2 separate regions of the Homo sapiens genome follow, and region 2 is linked to region 1. Evidence: chromatin loops called from intact Hi-C (ENCODE). Cell type or tissue: dorsolateral prefrontal cortex. All regions are shown on one strand. Links, peaks and the distances in the headings refer to the core of each region. The heading gives the core; the rest is flanking DNA. Region 1 overlaps SOX2-OT (SOX2 overlapping transcript). Region 2 overlaps SOX2-OT (SOX2 overlapping transcript).

Region 1 (5,388 bases), core at 70-5,069:
GCAGAGTTAAGTAGTTGCAACAAAGACCATATATTCTACAAAACCTAAAATATTTACTATTCGGTCTTCTCCAGAAAAATTTTGCTTGTTCCTGCTCGAGAGTAGTGTTTCTCAAATTTTAGAAATACCCGGGACAAATGCATACAAATTGTCTGGGATCTTGTTAGACAATAAATTCTTGATTTAGTAGGTCTATTCTGCATTTCCAACAGGCTACCTACTGATACTGATGCTGCTGGCCTGAGGACCATACTTTGAGAAGCAAGGTGTTAAACTGTGACCCTCATCATAAACACGCAGAAGCCTAATGTTAGCCTGCTCAAGAACAGATCTTTTAGGAATGAACTCATATTAATTAAGTGCACAAGGTTGATGCAGAAGCCTAAAAATCTAATTTATTAACCTGTCAATGAGAAATACGATAGGAATATTCTGTTCCTATAGACATGGCACTTGGTATGCTGAATTAGAGCAGAAGATTATTTTATCTCGCTCTCTCACCCAGGCTGGAGTGCAATGGCAAAAATGCAATTCACTGCAACTTTCGCCTCCTGGGTTTAAGCAATTCTCCTGCCTCAGCCTCCCAAGTAGCTGGGATTACAGGCATGCACCACCACGCTCGGCTAATTTTGTATTTTTAGTAGCGATGGAGTTTCACCACGTTGGTCAGGCTGGTCTTGAACCCCTGACCTTAGGTGATCCACCCGCCTTGGCCTCCCAAAGTGCTGGGATTACAGGCATGAGCCTCCCAGCCCTCTATAAGTCATTTTTGAGTGATCTTTCTAGGAGTCCTGCTCTAGCCACTCTAGCCAAAGAGAAATGTCTGTGATTGCAGGAACTCTATTCCATTTCTCATTTACATCACATAGTGATTCCCTAGTCATGGGAATTATTTACTGTTCATTATTATTCCATGAAATTATGCCATGGCATTTTAAAAGATTTTCCTGCAAATTTCATTTTAAGTATGTCTTAATTCTAAAATCAAGAGGAGTAACATTGAGAGAACTGGATCTGTGTCCTAGTATTAATCACTGTGAGACCATGACCAAATAAGTGTCCTCATCAATAAAATGTAGAGGAGAGATTCAGAATTACATGATTCCCATGGACCCTTCCAGTTTTAGAACACTAATTTCAACTAAAATTTTTCCAGAAGATACACATAAAAATGGAGTTCATTTCCTTATTGCCACATTCCTGGTATGTGCTGCAATGTACTTTGGACCTCCATTGACTTTTATGTCTTTTTTTCTGATGTTCTTGTTACTTGTTGACAAGTCTGTTCTCAGTTTTCTTCATTAAAAAAGAACACTTTAAGGCAGACATCTTATTCAATTTTGCATCCCCCAGCATTTTACATAAAGGGACCATCCAAGAGATGTTAGTTGAATTGAATTAGTGTAGAAATATCCTCAAAACAAATAAGTTTGGGATAGTAGAACCTTAAAAGGCTAAGAGGTTGTAACCTTGCACAGTAAAGGATTTTGACAAGCCAGTTGATTGGATGTTTGGCAACTCTTGGTACCATATTGCATTAACTATATTCTATAAAATTATAAAATGATTATTCCTTTGGAAACGTTGAAAGAGTAGCTTGACTTTGCATTTCTTAATGGTTCAGTATATTGCTGATTAAAGTAACTTCTGATAATTCTATAATTAGATTCTATCTAAAGGATCAAGAAAAATGCACTGAGATTAGAATTTTAACATTATTCATAGCTTGTGGAAAGGAAAATGTCCTGTCTGGAATAAAGTCAATGTCATGTCTATATATGCTTTGTTGGGTTTAAGAAAAATCTTTAAAAATATTTTTTCTCCCCTTAATACATTTCCATTTATGTGCAATGTTTTTGATCAGAAAACTAAAAAGTAGCAGCGGGTGGGAATGAAGGGAGCCAAATATAGAATTGGTGCCAACAGATGCAAAAATGCCATGGAAATCTTTGGCCCAGAAATAATAGCTTACCAAAATACACACACACACAGTTGTTGGACTCTTGAACAGATACACAGCCGTCTGTATAGACAACAGTGCTGTTGGCCAAGAGTCCCGGAGGCAGGCCAACCTCCTATCCAGATGCCACTGCCAGTGAGGAAGCATTTGGCTTCTAGTCCTCTGGCTGCCAACCTTCTCTCCCACTCTCTGGCATGAATTTTTACAGGGGCTGCTGAAGTGAATTAAGACTCTGAAGAGTTCTGTATTAATATGCTGCAACAACACAGAACACAGTGCCACAGAAGCCCTTTATGCTATTTGAATGTTTTTACCCATTATTATTTTTTTAATTGTCAAAGAAACCTGACTTCTAGGTATTTGCCTACAGATAAATGCAATTGCTTTGGAAATTAAGAGTGATACATTTTGATTTCTGCATGGAGTCAACTTTCCTCAACCCAGAAATACCTTGAGAGTATTTAAAATAAAAAAGGTAAAAAGGAAAGAGAATAACAGATAACAAAAGACCAAGAAATAAAATATATTGGTATTTTTGGGACACTGAAAGACAGGATTCATATTTCTTCAGCCCTAGCAAAAGCGCCCACTGAAAAATCTCCTTCTGGTCAGAAGAATGCAATAAGAACACATTTTTTTCAGTGACAATTGAATAAGTACCAATATACATCCATGATTGTTTGCATGCAGCACTAACTTCCAAGAAAAAAAAATTAACATGGCACTATCTCCTCACCTGTAATCTCAACAAATTCCAATTTCTGACATTGTGAGGTTGTACCTATCAACTTCTGAGCCCCTCCCACCTGGAGAGGCTTCTATACTGCCTGTTTTTCCCTTCCCTCACATCAGTGAGGCTGGGCAGCCAAACAGATCCTGCTGAAGGAGCTGGCTTCACTTCTGCAGCACTTTGCAAGAGCAAAGTTTTGAGATTGATCTGATTCAAGAGAGAACTATCAGAAGATGGCATAATATCTGATTATATTAATGAATTAAAAAAGATGCCATAGTTAAAATTACATACGTTAATTTGTACAAAAACAGTAGTTTCTAATTTAAGATGCTTTTAATGTCAGAACAAAACACCAAACTGCTATTGCATGCAAGAAAAAAGGAAAAAACCAAGAGTTCAGGCTTACATTACTTTTCTTGGCTCTGCTAGTTGATTTATACAACTGTAACATTTGAACTGAGGGAATACTTTTTGTGTACTCCAGAGAGTTTCTCCAGTTTGCTTACAAAAAATACAATAGGCTGTTGAGGTTGACTTGTTAGAGTTTCAGTCACTAACTAAATGAACTTATCCACATAAGAAGCAATATTTTCCCTGGATACCTTTAGTAGGGCTGCCATATTTACTTAAAGCAACATTAACTGCTGTCAGATATCTAAGTGTCATTGACATTGATAAATCATTCTTAGAGAGACATGAACAAATGAATCAAATGCTCATCATCACACTCAGAAAAGAAATAATACATCAGGCAGCCTACTTATGTAACTCTGTGTCACATAAAGATTTCTTGATGAGCCATACAACCTTATCCAGGTATGAATTGTGTGACTAACACATTGAAGAGACAGCTTAATCATAGAAAAGCATGTAGCCAAAGTACATTGTAGAAAATGTAATATTTCATTTTGTTTAAGACAAAAGGTCTATTTGATTATTACAGTCAAGTATAACTAACTATTTGTTTGCCAACTATGCATTAACATAGAGAAAATCTTCCATTTTCCCATTGTGTAAATGCGAAGAAATTGTTATTAATTACATTGAAGTGTTTTTGTAATTAAAGTTTTTCAGTAGCATGTAAAATACTTTGCTGTATGGAAAAGTAATAGTCATACGAATACATGAACAACAGCAAGATTAGTTGCTTAATTTCTCCTTAGGAATTTTCTAACCCACCAACCTAAAAGAAGCCTACTGTATTACTCTGTATTGTCTTCTTTTATGATTTTACCTAACCCTGTATTTTAGAAGAAAATCAGTTTTTGTTTTTACTACATAATTCTCTACTTTATTTTTAAAGATAGAGAATATGATTTATCTTTCTTTGACAATAGTACCTTCTAAGAAGAACATCTTTTCTCTCCATGAGCTAAGGAAGGAGACTGAATTAATGGAGATACAGGTGTTCCCTTCCACTGATCGGGGTAAGAGGAGCAGCAGCAGTCAGCACTCCCTTCTCTCTCTGCCTTTCCTTTATCTGTCTTTGAGCACCAGCTTTTCCTTTGTCCTGTGGACCATCTGTGTGCCTGCAAACATCTACAGAGACATCAGCAGATCCCAGCAATGGCCACAGCAGCTGCCTGGTCCTTCCTAACTGAATGAAAACTCAAATTGCCAAGATTGCAAATAATCTCCTTCCTTTTCACAGACATATGCTACCTGGAAGCCTTACAATAAATTTCCTGTTTTCAGTAGCACTTTATAGACCCTCAGCAATTACTTGTATATGCATTTTTGTTCTTTTATCTGTTTACTTACGATGGCATTTTCAAATTATAGTCTACAAACACTAATTTTGAGTAATGTTAACAACTTTACCTAAATGTATTGAACATTTAGTATGTGTTTTACGTGCATTTTCTTATCCAATACTCGCAAATTTTTAAAGTTTGATTAGTATTATTTCCATTTTATGGATGAGAGAGGTGAGGATTAGAGAAGTCAGGTCACATGGCTTAACAGTTGTACTGGGCAGAATTTTAACCCAGCAATGTGACTCCAGAGCTCATACTCTTAAACAGTATAACATAGCTGTTAGGTAAAAAATCATCTGTTGGTGGGGAGGAGGGTGATCAATGAATTCGAAAATGAAGAGGTAGAACAAATTGAACGAACTTCTTTCCTGCAGTATTTCTCAGAGCATTTAATACATATGCCCATTAACATTGACTTTCTAAGGTGGAATCTAATATATGACATTTTTCAAACGTATTGATCCTCATTGATCTCTCATATAATTAATGTTCCCCCCTAGCACTTTGGGAAAGACTGCCTTAGTATGTACTTTTAGAAGCAGAATTGTTGGGTTAACCCAATTATGCTTTCCACTGATTCTTTTTAAAATTATGAATGAGTCACTATTCTTCAGCAAATGAGAATTGCAAAGGTTAATGACGGGCTCAGGGGGTGATGGGAAATATAGCGTGACTTAGAAAATATAGCGGGGGAAATGTATGTGAATAACTATAATATAGAGTAGACAGAGTCACGTAATTGACTCTCTATTTTATTATTATTTTTCTTTTCTTTCTTTCTTTTATTTATTTTTTTTTGAGACAGGGTCTCACTTTGTCACCCAGGCTGGAATACAGTGGCATGATCATGGCTTACTGCAGCCTTGACCTTCTAGGCTCAAGAGATCCTCCCACCTCAGCTTCCCAAGTTGCTGGGACTACAGGTGCATGCCACCACG
Region 2 (5,388 bases), core at 62-5,061, 100 kb after region 1:
AAAGAATGGTCAATTTCAGGAGAGACATGACACATCATTTGCTGTAAAAATCAGATAAAGGGAAAAGAATAGAAAAAAAAATGGCATTTGTTGTAGAGTAGTTAAAAGAAAATAGGAGGTTCAAGGGAAGTACAAATGTAAAACAAATAATGTATCCATTTCAAAGTACAATTAGAGAAATAAGATTGGAAATAAGTACTATATGGAGTTGATTTTTGATATCAGATTAAAAATCTATTAACTGATTTTTCTGCTTGTAACTGCAAAAAATATAACTAAAATTTTTTAAAAAAGATCTTCAGGTATATTAGAAAAATAGTTAAGTGTAGAGAATGTTAAAACACTAGAGAATAACACAAACATGTTTTTATATGTTAATGATCACGTCAAAATTTACTTTCAGTTTTCAAAAAGATTTCTTTCACCACTACATGTGTGTAAGCATATGCCCGTGCATTTCCAGCCTTAGGATTATTTTTTTTACTAACTATGTTAATAGGAAAAGAAAAAAGTTAATATTAGCAAATTTGCATATAAGTCAAATTTACTTCAAAGCAGAGCCATAAAATTTATATAAAATACTTTTTCTTATTATTCTGGAAGGGCCATCATCACCTTTCAATGCCAAGAACTCTGAAAACTATAGAAACTATTGTAATGATAGTCTTTATGACAGCTTCAACTGAGATTTGAATAGCAAGCACACTTTTAAGTAGACAATAAGATGAAATTAGAACTGCCAAGAAGTATGAAATAGTAACCAAATAAATATATTTTTTCAATATTCCAGACATTGTCCAATGTAGATGTCAGCTCAAAATTATAGTCTAAAAATCAAAACAATCATTCATATACTTTCTCTTTGCTCTAGACCTGATCCTTTAAAACAAATTATGATATTTTATGTAAAAATGTACCACAAATTTACTAAACTTTCTGGTTCAAATGAGTTCAAGAATATCTCATTATAAATGGAGACAGTCCTGAAAAGGCAGCCAAGCATGACTAAAAAGATCACTCTTTTACACAAAAAATAGCCTTCTTATTTTACCCTTTGTTGAAAAGACATTTGGCCAGCCACAGGGGAAATACATAATCTACTTTTATATTCAAATAATTTATTTGAAAACTCTATGGCTACAATGACCCTAAAACAATTCTGGATTGAATATACATATGACATGGGTTTATGTGATCTTAATCATTGACTTGTTTTCATGTGTTGGCAATGATTTTGGCAATTCTTTTTTAAAAAAGAAAAACACATTCATATCCTTTATAAAAATTACCATTAAGTAAAATTATATCTGAAATGAAATAAGATGGTATTAATGTGGTATAGTTCTGTAAATAATTTTATGCATACAGTCAAGTTTGAATATTGCAGTTCTTTTCACACAACCATCTATCAATTTAATCTAATATACATTCCAACACACAATCTCTCTGGTAACAACATGTCAAAAATTATGCCATCATAATTTGCCTTTTTGTAAAGACAAGAAGCAAAACTTGAACATTTCAAGATTTTAAAAACCTGCCTCCACATAGATTTGCTCCTTTCAATTCTGTGAATTTTTATTTCAGTGTTTTGACAATAAGGTTGATTTTATGAACTCTAAGCTATGGTGAACTTCACTATGAGATATCTTCCCCACCCCCACCCCAAGAGCCAAAAACGCCAGCAGTAAATGATGTTTGTCCATTTACTTTAAGTAAGACACTGTTTCTTTCATTCAGTTGCTCAATATCCAAGATTATATAACAGCAGAGAATAGCATACACTGAGGAGGAAAAGCTTAAAGCAATTAGTTTTCTCCTAAGTACTTTAGCCCTCCTTATTTAGGTTTTTAAAAAACAGGCAATCATATAATGAATTTCAAGCAGCCATACAAAGCACTTTAAAAACTGTTTCTACAGTCTTAATTTCCTTTCATCATTGTACACATAAAAAAGAGGAAGCAGCTATCACATTCATGTCCTAAAATTGATCACTCAGATACTTGGGAAAGTTTTCTATGCTGTCCACCCATGCTTTTTTTTTTTTTCCTGATTTGTCAAGGTACAAATGAAATATTTCCAGCTCTGATAAAGAAGACCAAAATGTAAAATGTCGACTTGTCTTGCACATTCTGGGTGCCTCCCTAGACTCTGCCACTCTCCCAGCAGAGCGGAATGAATATCTGGGCTAACCACACATTTCAGGACAAAGGAACTAATTCATGGGGGAGGGGAGACCACACACCATTTATAAGGTTTGTTCAGTTTACAAGAAAACTATTGTCAATGCTTTGTTGATTCATTATGAAAGACCCTGCGTGACAAAAAAACAAGTGACCACCTCCTTGCTGAGTTTCACCAGCATACTCCCTGCATTCAAGAGCAGCCCAGGATCTCCTGCGCTAATTGTTATTTAAAGAAACTGCAACTGTAGGTACATGAGATAGCTCTGATCACAGATAGAGCCATCAGGTTGAAGATTTGATGAAACTGGCTCTGGTACCCAAAAGATCGCACACAATAGCACAGTGCTTGCTATTGCTGTCAAAACTCTGATGTGAAGAACCAAATTCCACTAGAGGGAGTGAAAAGAGCCCGGAAGGATCATAGAGATGCTGACTCTATGCAGGGTCCCACCACTAGGACATTTTAGTCACTACGAAATCTTCTTGTCTCCCCACCTACAAAATGGGACTAAAATATAAAATATTTTTTAAAGGAAAATCACCTTAAAATCCTTTGTTGGAAAATGCTATACAGTGCACAAGTATTATCTTCATCATCCATTGAACCTTTGTACTTTTTTCTCTGTCCTGAGGGAAATAATAAATTGACATATTTTCTATCATCAGAGACCCTTTTAAGACCACAATGTGATTGCGCTCCAGTATAGCTCACACTTATCCCCATTAAAAACACACAAAGGGGTGAAAGCAGGGAAAGAAATAGGTAGGCATAAAGGGCAGCTCAGATATACTGTTGTACAACATGGGCGCTCTCTCCTAACCTGCCCCAGCCTCTAAGATGGGGAATGAACCACCGCACAAAGAAGTCTGCAAACGGGCCCTGCATAAGTTCCAGTTGAAACTGGCTGCTCTGTGGGTAAAAGCACACAGGTTGCTCTCCCGAGTGGCCATTTGATTGCAGATCAGCTACGTGTTCTTCTACTGCTCCAACAACCCTGAATGGCGCCCTGTATCTTTTTAAGTGGTTGGTTTCGTTGGAAACATGGGACAGAAATCTGTTCCTCTTTGTGGCACTCACATAGTAGCATTGTAGGTTTTTCTGTTTTTTTCTCCTTCTTCTTTCTTCTATAAGGAATAAAGGCTCTTAAAAAATAAACCCAGACCTCCATTAAGACAAGTTTCTCGGTGGCCTGGGAGAGGGGAGAATCCTTCCACTTCACATTCCTGCTCCTTCAGTTTGATCAGCTACGAGATTTCTCCAGGCCACCAAGTAGTTCTAAGAAGAGAATAAAAGTGTTCCAAGGTGGTGGGGAAGCTGGCACTCTTATACATTGCTGATGGAATGTTATTTGGTAAAACTCTGTGGAGGGCAATTTGGCAATTTCTCCCCAAGCCCTACTCTCAGGGGTTTATCCTATAGCTCTGGTCCTGCATGCATGAAATGGCTTATGTATAAGGTTGTTTACTGTAGTACTGTTTGCAATAGCAAAAGATTGGAAGCACCTTAAATACCCATCAATATCCATCAGTAGGGCTGGTTATATTATGATGCTAGGATACAAGGAAATAGGAATGAGGAATTGATATAAAATGATTTCCAAATATAATGTTATGAGGAATAAAGAGTATGAGCTGTATGAGACTCCTTGTGTTAAAGAAGGGAAGGAAAGATTTACATACATTCCTTGTGGGCCCCATGAAAGCAGGGTTCACGCTTGTTTTCATTACTCTTCTGTCTTTAGGGACAGGAAATACTTTGTTTCAGATGAGGAAAGGTCTTAAAATCAGTTTCAATAAATGAAGGAGAGCAGGAGAGTCAAGAATAGATTAAAAAAACAAATTTAAAAAATCTATAGTCAAAGTTATATACAGAACTTGATAGAAAATTTCATGAATACTAGAAAATATTAACAATGGAATTGAGAGTGACTTTTCTCCTGCTGCTTTATCTTTTCATCTATCAATTTTTTCTATGAGGATGCATGTATTTAAGAATTTAGTAACAAAACAAAATGCCACATTGAACTTAAATAGAATCAGTTGTACTTGGTGACTCTTTGAATGCTTGGTTTGGAAGAGGAGGGAAGCAAGGATGGTTCTGAGATCTCCAGCTTAGAAATCTAAGTGGATGGTGTTGAGGTTAACCAAGATAAAGACTTGAGAAGGCTGATAAGGAGAAAGGCAGTGAGCTTCACTATTAAACGTTCCTCAGGGTTCAGGCTGTGAGCTTACCTTAGGGCACCCTGAGAAATCTTTCCAGGCTCCAGTAACCTCTCTATACCCAGTCTACTGTAAAGAATGTCCAGTCATACTTCTACTAAGGGATCATCTGGGAGCTGCCCTTAAGACACAGTCAACCACATTGTTCTTTTATATTTATTTTATTTTTATTTATTTATTCATTTATTTCTTGAGACAAGGTCTCACTATGTTGCTGAGTGTTGAACTCTCGGCCTCAAGTGATCTTCCTGCCTTGGCCTCCCAAAGTGCTAGGATTACAGGCATAAGCCATCACACCCAGCTCATATTTTCTAAAGAAACATAAATTATGCAAAGCATTGTTGACTTTCACTAGTGTTGTTTCTAGCGATATGCAAATAAATGCACTTGTGTAGGACAAAAATTCCTGCACATACTAACTGATTACATAGAAACAGCTGAGGTTAAAAAAGGTGGTGCAAAGCAAAGTTGAGACCCTCTATTTGGCACCCTCAAGGGCCCCTTCCTTATTGATTCCCCAGGGTTACGAGGATATTCGCTGCTATTACCAACTTTGCAACCTGAAGCCCATCCTGCATGTGTTATCCATCAGGCCTCTGCTCCCCAGAGCCTCTCCCTTTTTTTTCCCCCATGTAGGATTCTCTCTTCCCATCTCCAACTCTAGCTTTGCCCTTTGTGCTGAGATTCAGCTCACTAAAGTCTATTTGGCACTGATCCTGTGCCATGTGCTATGTGAGTCCCTGGGACTCAATAGTGAAGAGGACATTGTTTCTGCCATCAACGTGTTGCCATTTTGGTGTGGTGCTGTGACGGGGCAAATACATGGGCTACGGGGCATCTTATACAGAACAGACTTGCTGGCAGAGATGGCATCTGCAGTGAGCCTGGAGAATGCCTAGGAGTTAACCAGGTAAGCAGGGTTGGAACGGTCAGAGTAGAGAAGAACGTTCCAGGTTGAGGAGAGGGTTGGGTAGTGGTTCAG

Evidence for each region. Hi-C counts contacts between places; a loop is a spot of excess contacts. Peaks named below come from ENCODE experiments on the same cell type or tissue, not always from the same donor. Only the 100,000 strongest peaks of a DNase experiment are listed, where the experiment ranks them.
Region 2: a loop joins it to region 1, with 5 times the contacts of the local background. A loop is called at or near these places in 6 of 110 quality-filtered maps.

The regions. Positions count from the first base shown.
Region 1 is chr3:181,552,537-181,557,924 of GRCh38, reverse strand. All of the region lies in intron 3 of SOX2-OT (SOX2 overlapping transcript), which reads right to left. Among named protein-coding and RNA genes, the nearest start is that of SOX2, 160 kb to the left of the region's middle. In dorsolateral prefrontal cortex, for the core only: no CTCF peak of the experiment used is centred there; a DNase peak (open chromatin) is centred at 2,064; H3K27ac peaks cover 2,990 bases.
Region 2 is chr3:181,451,759-181,457,146 of GRCh38, reverse strand. The region is part of intron 3 of SOX2-OT (SOX2 overlapping transcript); the gene reads right to left. Among named protein-coding and RNA genes, the nearest start is that of SOX2, 260 kb to the left of the region's middle. RefSeq lists an enhancer at 2,147-2,648. In dorsolateral prefrontal cortex, for the core only: a CTCF peak has its summit at 2,617; a DNase peak (open chromatin) is centred at 2,186; H3K4me3 peaks cover 2,335 bases; H3K27ac peaks cover 4,195 bases.